2 separate regions of the Homo sapiens genome follow, and region 1 is linked to region 2. The links are chromatin contacts, found by Hi-C or POLR2A ChIA-PET in ENCODE. All regions are on one chromosome and are shown on one strand. The core of a region is the stretch at or near the end of the contact, and the rest is flanking DNA. Distances in the headings are between cores, read along the strand shown.

What was found. Hi-C counts contacts between places; a loop is a spot of excess contacts on that map. ChIA-PET counts read pairs that join two places held with the same protein, here RNA polymerase II (POLR2A). Pooled maps may share reads with other maps.
Region 1: a map of CD8-positive, alpha-beta T cell shows a loop between it and region 2 (2.8-fold over the local background). The contact joins two enhancer-like sites. A Hi-C loop is called at or near these places in 7 of 168 maps with a recorded cell type or tissue (CD4-positive, alpha-beta T cell, CD4-positive, alpha-beta memory T cell, CD8-positive, alpha-beta T cell and 3 more) and 9 of 50 pooled maps. POLR2A ChIA-PET finds 5 or more read pairs at or near these places in 6 of 52 experiments (CD4-positive, alpha-beta T cell, CD4-positive, alpha-beta memory T cell, MCF 10A and 3 more).

Annotation. Positions count from the first base shown.
Region 1 is chr3:177,593,685-177,597,978 of GRCh38, reverse strand. The region is part of intron 2 of LINC00578 (long intergenic non-protein coding RNA 578); the gene reads right to left. Among named protein-coding and RNA genes, the nearest start is that of LINC00578, 150 kb to the right of the region's middle. Within about 2 kb of position 1,563, at least 27 of the 41 ENCODE cell types and tissues checked have a DNase peak (open chromatin) inside an H3K27ac peak, as active enhancers do.
Region 2 is chr3:177,552,618-177,556,636 of GRCh38, reverse strand. All of the region lies in intron 2 of LINC00578 (long intergenic non-protein coding RNA 578), which reads right to left. Among named protein-coding and RNA genes, the nearest start is that of LINC00578, 110 kb to the right of the region's middle. Within about 2 kb of position 1,562, at least 2 of the 41 ENCODE cell types and tissues checked have a DNase peak (open chromatin) inside an H3K27ac peak, as active enhancers do.

The sequences.
Region 1 (4,294 bases), core at 314-2,813, 41 kb before region 2:
AGTGTGACCCAGTAAAGGAGGAAAGGTCTCTATAGAGATGCTAAGAGGTTGTCTGCTGGATGCATTACAGTGGGTATTAGACTTCTGGTTGTTTTTTTTTTAATCAATATGTGATCCAAGAATCACATCAAAGAAGGCCTCTCCTCCAAGCCCCATAAGCCAAACATAGGCTGCCTACGTTTGAAAGACCTGTACATACACAGATCCCATCCCTCAACTGCCTCCGTGTGTTTTTAATGGACTCTTCACAAGCCTAAACTGGCTATGTTCCAGCCATGAAGCATGAGGCTGGAGAACAGCTTTTTTGTCTTCACCAGCCAAGCATTCACTTCCTGTGAAGCCAGATAGATAATGAGAGGGAAACAAAACCGCGTTGCAGGGTCATCAGTTCAGCCTTGCCGCTTCTAAACAGAAATATATGTAGTGAATCAAAAAAGGCTTGTCTGAATGTGCCTTGGTCGAAGCACTGAGAGTCTACCTAGAGCATTCAGCAATGTCTGGAGCATTTCTGGAAGCCATCCACAGGAAACTGAAGCCACCGCATTGATTTCATAAGGATTCATTCTCCCCAGGCTGCTGGGTTTAAAATGGGCTGAGTGAGCCAGAGTACAAATTCAAATTTGCTTAGGCAATACCGAATCCTGCTAGATTGTAACCCTCTGCTGCCAAACTTCTGGAAAACTGCTTAAATTATGGCCATAATGTCTCTTGTCAGAAAACAAATGGATAAAGTCTTCTCCCACTTCCTGGGAAGAAACCAGTAAGCTGGGATAGCTTGGAGCACACTGGAACATTGCAAACCACAAATGTCTAAATTACCCAGCCAGGTGAGTCCATCCAGTTCTGGTCTGAAATGTGCCCTGAAGCAATACAGACATGCAGAACAGAGTTGCCCTGGCATAGTCAGCAGCGTGGAAAGCTGTGTGATTAAAGCCAAGGGATGTGCATGGGAGTTGTATGAGTGAGCAGAAGGAGGTATAGCTTTTGATACAATCTTCCTCCTTTGGGATGGAACACTTACACCTCTGGTTTTCATTTGCAAAGAGAAAAAAAAAGCAAAAGAATAAACAACAGAAAATATGACTTTGGATGCTTCTTTCAACATCTGAGTAAACCTTTAAGGAGATTCCAGGCAATAGAACTTGGCACTGTGCTTCACAAGTTGGTGTAAAATAACTGGTGCCAAATGCTAAAAGGGAATATCCTTATGACTCTGCATGAAAACTCTGGCAAAGCCCACTCCCTTGCAAAAGGGTCTTCCATGATGCTTTTGCCACAGAAATCCAGTATAATTCCACAGCACTGGGGTCTGGCACCTTTTCCTGGCATGACTCCTTGCTGTACGTATATGTGTATATCCAAGCATCTATGCTTAATGAGCATGCACTCAAATTCTATCTGGCTCGCCTAGTTAACAAGGTTTGGGCAGTCAGGAATATGTTGGGGCAATCACAGCATGGTTTTAAGATAAAAGGAAGGTGTTCTCTTCCTGGAAAGACTCCAGCAGTCCACAACCTAGACAAAGCCACGTCTGAGTCAGAGCCTGTGACCTGTGAATGTGACCAGTTCCCCAGAGTTTCTGGAAGACTTCACTGTAGTCTCCTTCAGCAAGTGAATTGCTCCCAGTCCCACCTCAAGCAAGTTGACACTGAACAGCAAATCTGCCCTATATTCAGCTGAAAATTCATGTTGGTTTGAAAGCCAAGAGGAGGGGATAAAACCTCTTGATGAAGCTAATAGGAGGGGTTTACATAAAGATGCAAATACAGTTGAGAATAATCTCCAAATTGGAGGTGGGGTTATGATTGGTCCTCATCTCTAGAGATATAGACAAAATCATTGCTACTTTAATTATTCATCGACATAACACAGGGATCAGTCACTACGGTTTAATAAGAGAAATTGTATTCTAGCGCCACTGACCTCAAGGAGCTTACAACAGTCATCATAAGCAATACTTGTAGAGGTGTTTGACATTTCACAAAATGCTTGTTGCATGTATCAGTGCAGAGATATGTAAGAGAAACATAAACTAAATGAGAATAAAAGAGTCATTATAAACTGGTGTATAATAATACATCAAATGACTAGTACTAAGAGTCATCACTGGGATATCAGAGGAGAAAATGGCTGCTTCAACCAACCAAAGGATGATTGGGAATGGAAAGTTTATGAGATGGGAGATTTGAAAGAGGAAAAACATTCTTACCAGAGAAGATAAACATCTTTTTTTTCTGTCAGATAACAAACTATATTTTGAACCTTTCTATGTTGTAGGCACTGTGCCAGGTGCTGGATTTATAACCACAAAAACAGAGGGGCAGAATGTCTGCATTTCCAGTGGGCAAGACAGACAATGTGTAAGTAAACAAGTAAATAAACAAGAGAATCAGATAATGCAATAAGTGCCGTGAAGGAAATAAATAGTGATGTGACAGGTCTTTTTTTTTTTTTTTTTAGTTCTCTATTGTGCACGTAGCAAGTGCTCAGTTAGTTCAATCTTATTAAACATGTGGTAGCACAAAACTGCATAATATTTCAAAATAAAAGCTCCAATGACAATTTCACCAACTCCTCTGCAGTTGGAAATCCACCAAGTGTAAATTAACTTTGGCCTGCTGGTTACCCTCAAAACAGCAATTGCATGCCTCCTTCACTCAGTGTTCTGGGCCAAACATACAATCAAAGTAGAACAAAATAATGAGGGCAGAAGAGTCAAATGATGTATGAAAATGAATAAAATATTGTTATAATATTCAGAGGCAAATTTATGATTTATATAGAAAATTTCTAATATATTCGCTAGTCATGACTTTGAAAAGGCAGAAAATGATGTGAGGAAGGCAACCAAAGATTGTCTTCCTGAAAACAGAATGCAACTTCTTCAAAGGTGAAAATCATAGTCATAGAATTGGATACACAGTGCCAAGAAAACAACTTGATTGCTCCCTTGTCACTAATTGGTTAAATAAAACAATTTTATTTCCGTTGTATGATTGCAGTCTTAGTCTGAGGCACACTGTTCCACGTTTAGTCTGATGTTTGACCCCTGTGAAAGAAGCAGAAATTTGTCAACTGAGGCAAGATGTGTTAACAGGGATAACAGTGTGAAAAATATTAAAGTGCCTTCTCTCCAGGCTTAGTGAGACTTTCTCCTGCACCAGTGGTGGGGAGAGTGTTACAAAGGGAAAGCAAAGAGAAAAAACAAAATAATATTCAGCTTCTGATATTCAAATAACATTTTTCAGCAAATAGGCGCGAAAGCAGGCTATGTCAAGAACTAGAGAGAGCATATTCTATAATTTTGCAGAATATCAAAAAGCAAGCCTAAGGAACTCACATCATATTGTATCTTCTATAGTCAGAAAATATACTCCTTTGATCTATTGATAACTAGGCCCTGAGCCTAGTATGATATAGAAGCAGAAAAATCCTAAAGCCCTTTCTTACTGTCCTTCAACATACCAGGAGGGCTGTCTGCTCACTTGCTGGCTAAATGAAAGCAATGCAGCAGAGAACTCCAAGGAAGCCCTAAGGTATCACTGTGGAATAAAACTTTCTATGATGATGTGACAAAGATTCTTTGCTGAACAAACTTAGACTCCTGAACCTTCTCCTAGGCCTATCTGTGCATTTCCTTGTAAAATCCAGCTTTCGCAAGAGCATGAACAAATCAGTTTGGCAAGACCTCCCCACCCTCAACATCTGATCACGTGTCTCATCCTCCATGATGCCACAGGTAATATCTGATAACACCGGCTGTCTTCAGCAAGAATCCTTTTAGTTAGGCTTAGCCAGAATCCCCCTTACCCCTGATGTTGCCTTTTAGTAATTTTCCATCCGCTGACCCACACCCTGTTTCTCGGCTATAAATCGCTACTTACTCATGCTGTATTCACAGTTGAACTCAATCTCTCTCTGAGTGCAAGACCCATTGCCATGGTCCTTTTACCCGTGACAATGACCCTGCATAATGTCTTCCTTATCATGCTTTTAAAATTGTCATTGAATAATTTTTTTCTTTAACAGATAGACACTTTTTATATTTGTGCTATTCAATGTAGCAAATTACTAGACACATGTGGCTGACAAGCACTTAAGGTGTGACTAGGAAGTGAAGTTTAATATTTTATTTTAATTAACTTAAATTTCAAAAGCCCCATGTTGCTAGTGACCATACGGGAGAGCACAGCCCTAGGGGATGACAAAGTCCCATGATGAAAGAGATCTAGATTAAATCACTATTTGGAAGGGAGCCACAAAAAAAAAAAAAAAAAAAAAAAAAAAAAAAAAA
Region 2 (4,019 bases), core at 313-2,812:
TATCCCCCACCCTGATCACCCTAGCCTGCCTTCAGCAAGAATCCTTGTAGGTCTGTTTAACCAAAACCCTCCCTACCGCTGCTGTTTCCTAATAGTATTTTCCATCCACTCACCCCTACCCTGCTTCTTGGCTATAAATCCCCACTTGTCCAAGCTGTATTCAAAATTGAGCCCAGTTCTCTACTGAGATCTCTTTTCTCCTATTACAATAGTTCCTGAATAAAACCTGTTTGGGCCACTTCATTGTCAAGCTCTAATTTTCCTTTAACAGCAGTAATTCTTTAATTGTGTCTGTCCATCCACTCATTCCACTTGGTTTCCCTCATAAATTCTAAGCTAGATCAGTATACAACCATAACTACCCCAGCAATTTTGTAAAGGGCAATTTTTATGAACCTCTAAGTTATCCCAAATTTTTTTAATTTACATTAAGTCAAATACAGAATCCCAAAATTAATTTTAAAGAAAAATGTTGTTTGAAATTAACATAGAAAAGAAAGCTAGTTTTCTATTTTTTTCTCCTTAATACACTGTGTAAAGTTTTGAACTGATGATATTAATATATAATATTGCACCTGCACTGTAATGATTATTACTTTGTTAGGAGGATACATATGTTCATCATTGACACACTAACTACTAAGTGTGAAGGTTTGATTGATTTAAGAGATTAAGGGATAATTTTGTTTTTAAAATCAGTCTTCCATGGAGGTAGTATCTGTGTGCTGTGGACAGTCTATAGGTGTTGCCTGTCACTGGATTGTGATGGATGAACACTCTATTCATAATTCAAACTGTCTCCCATTTGTTCATAAAAGCTGACAATGCAGAGAGAATTCTGCTGAAAGAGCCACAAAAGAGTGAATTACAGAGAAATGTAAAACAATATGACAGAGGAGCATTTGGGCCAAAAATAAAGCAACCAAATCCAACAAATCTAAAAGGAGTGATTTTTTTCTAATTTTTTTGGCCAAATAGTACATTCAAATGTAGGTTCAAACAGCAAGCCTGCTGGTTCTCTGTCAGCAAAAATGCTAAATAGGGGCTAAGTTGTCTTCCTGGAGGGTGAGGCGCATAGACAAACTGAAAAGCCACCTGAAGTTTCAACCAAAAGCCAATTTAGATCAAGCTGAGCAAACAGACAGGTCTGCTGCCCAATTCAACACCAAGCTGTTTTTTTGTTTTTTGTTTTTAATGTATATAAGTCAAAAAGTACTTTACAAGCCAAGGAAAACCCAGAGAGCAATGTATGGACTAATGACATAGTTCCCATTCAGGTCTGGGGCCTGGAGTGCAGCCTGGGGCAGTTCCCACTGTGCTTCCCAGCCCCCATCTGTGTTTTTCACTGGTAAATTCAGAATAAAAAGAAAGTCAAGTGTAGCAGAGGACTGTGTGGGTTAGGAAGGAAGGGCAGTTCCACCCAGTTGGTCCAAGTTAAAATGGAGGCTGTTACTTGCTGAGAGCAGATTTGCACTCCTTTTTTTTTTTTTTTAGCACCAGCTGAGATTCTGTCTCAATTGCCCTCAACATTGAGTCACTAACCAGCCACTGGGTGTGGAATTCTGGCAGCAGTAGCGCTTAACTCTGAGACTTCCCACTCCCCACCCACCAGCTCCTTGCCCTCTCTGCAATGGCTTTTTTTTAGTAATAGAGGAAAAAAACTTTGAAATCCTGTTAATTCTGAGTATTGTTTACAAGTGATTATTTCTGAAGGGGCAAGGAGTGTTTGCAAAGGCCACTTTGGTTATATGAGATTTAAAAGGTTACTGCAATTATTTTTTGGTGTATAAGATGCATTTGCATACATAATTTCACAGAAGAATGGGGGCATTTTATGTACTTTCATCATATGTTTATTGAAAGTGAACAGTTATGCTGTCTGCACAGACATAACTGGTATTTCTTTAAAATTTATCTTTTCCAGATTATTACTATATATTAAAATTTCTAATTATCTACTGGAGATGCATTATACTACATTTATAGGAACAAAATAATGTATTTTCTCTTTTGTAGACATGGCTGCCCGAAAGCAATTCAGTATTTTGCATCCTTGTTCAGTCAGTAACTATGACTTATTAGATGCAGGTGAGTTTTTTATACATTTGGAAGAGGATGTGTCTTATACACTTGCAAGAGCATTGATGTCTCTGGATCTGAGTGCCCTTGTCTGCAAAAAGAAAGAGCTGAACTCCAAGTACCTTCAGCACTGAAAGTCTACAGCTGGCAATGGCTGTACCACAAAGATTAAAACAAGGCAATTCAGTAAGGGTAAACAATAAATTAAAAAAATCACTGAAATTGAATTAACTTGGTAGACAAAAGCAACCCTTAGACCACCAACAGTCATTTTGCAAATATTAATTTTTTAACTAAGGAACAATTACATACGCCTTGTCTCTTTAAATTAGATTGGAAGTTCCTTGAGGTTAAAACCAATGTTTTTAATTAAGAATAAAATTTCCCTAGGACAGATCATACTGCCAGATAAACGGCCTAGCAATAGAATGTGTTCGTAGATACATTAAAAAGAACCCAGGTCTTAGAGCTCTCAGGCCAGAGATTTTTCTTTCCATTACAATTTTCTGTCATCAAGGTTCAATGTAGGAAGCTTCTAGGAGAGACAATAACAATTGGGAGGAAGAAATCCAAGAGCATTGAAATAGACATGAGCTACACAAGGATACTAAAGTCCTGGTATTGACTCTTTTTTACCAGCAATATTTCTAGAAGAAAATAGCCCCCTCCATAGAAGTCTCTACAGAACACGTGGACAGCACTTAGTGATGAAGCCTGGGTTGGCAGCCCACATTGCCTGATGTTTGTATTGAAACCCTTCCCTGGCAGAGCCTGGTGCCCAGTGGTGCCGACTGGGCTGGCTCAGTGCTGAGAGACAGCTTCAGGGATGGACAGTTGCACTCTCAGGAGGTTGTATGCATAATCTCAGTTTGCAATTCTATTTTGTGAGAACAAAAGGGAAACAGTGGGCACTGGCTTGGCTGCTTTTCCAGATGCTTTTGACCAGGCAGGGGATGTAAAAAAGAAAATCTAGCTTGAAAAATGCAACAAAGAGAGAGAAATATTGTCTATTTTCCCATTATGTTTAGCTAGGATGTGGTCTACTGATTATTTTAAGAAAACTATTAACCGAGCTTTACTGTTTTCCTGTTGTATGCTAGCAGCTTCATGTAGTCTGAGAGTCTCAGGCTGGCTGTTAGAAGCCTTAGGTTTTCATCTCCAGTCACCACCATCTTGGCACTTGATTTCTCAGAGCTTCAGTGTGTCTATCTATAATGTCATTTTTAATTCCTGTCCTTCTCTACCTCAAACGGATGCTGTGAGGACAAATGAGATGGCTCAATATTACCTCCTTCCCTGTCCATCTGGCTCTCTGATTTGCAAGGACCACATCAAGTTCTGGACTAGAAAACAATAGAGTTGTGCCAGGAATGAAGGGAGGCAGAATGGAGCCAGGCGGAAGCCCAAAGGGACACAGAGGCAGAGATCCAAGGCCAGAATTGGAACATTGGATTAGCCACAATTTCACATATTAACATTATGCCCAGTTCCCAAAAATACACATTTATGTGGTTATATGAACATCTTTGAGTCATTCAGGATTTGGTTGTATTATCATTATTTGAACCCTCAAGTGCAAAAATATGAGGACTATATACTGAGATTTTCTTCCTTTTTCAATGGAGTATTCTTAACTTGTGTGGGCCAGGCCTTGAGCCCCTTTTTTGGTCAAAAGTCCTCAAAGGGAGTTAACTGGTCATTTTAATTCATTTGGGTCCAACTGAGGTGATTTTATAGCCCCTCCTGGCTTTGAAAGATCCAACAGACTTTCAGCCTCCAGGCAACAGAGGAGTGAGCCCTGGAAAGGGTCTAAATGATGCAGGCCCTCCTCCCTGTACGTCAGCTCCTTCTCTCCCCTTCTTTCCAATCAAACTAATCCCCTCACAATTTCCCAGAGGCTTCTCCATCATGGACACCCACAGGAAACAAATAAAAGGAAC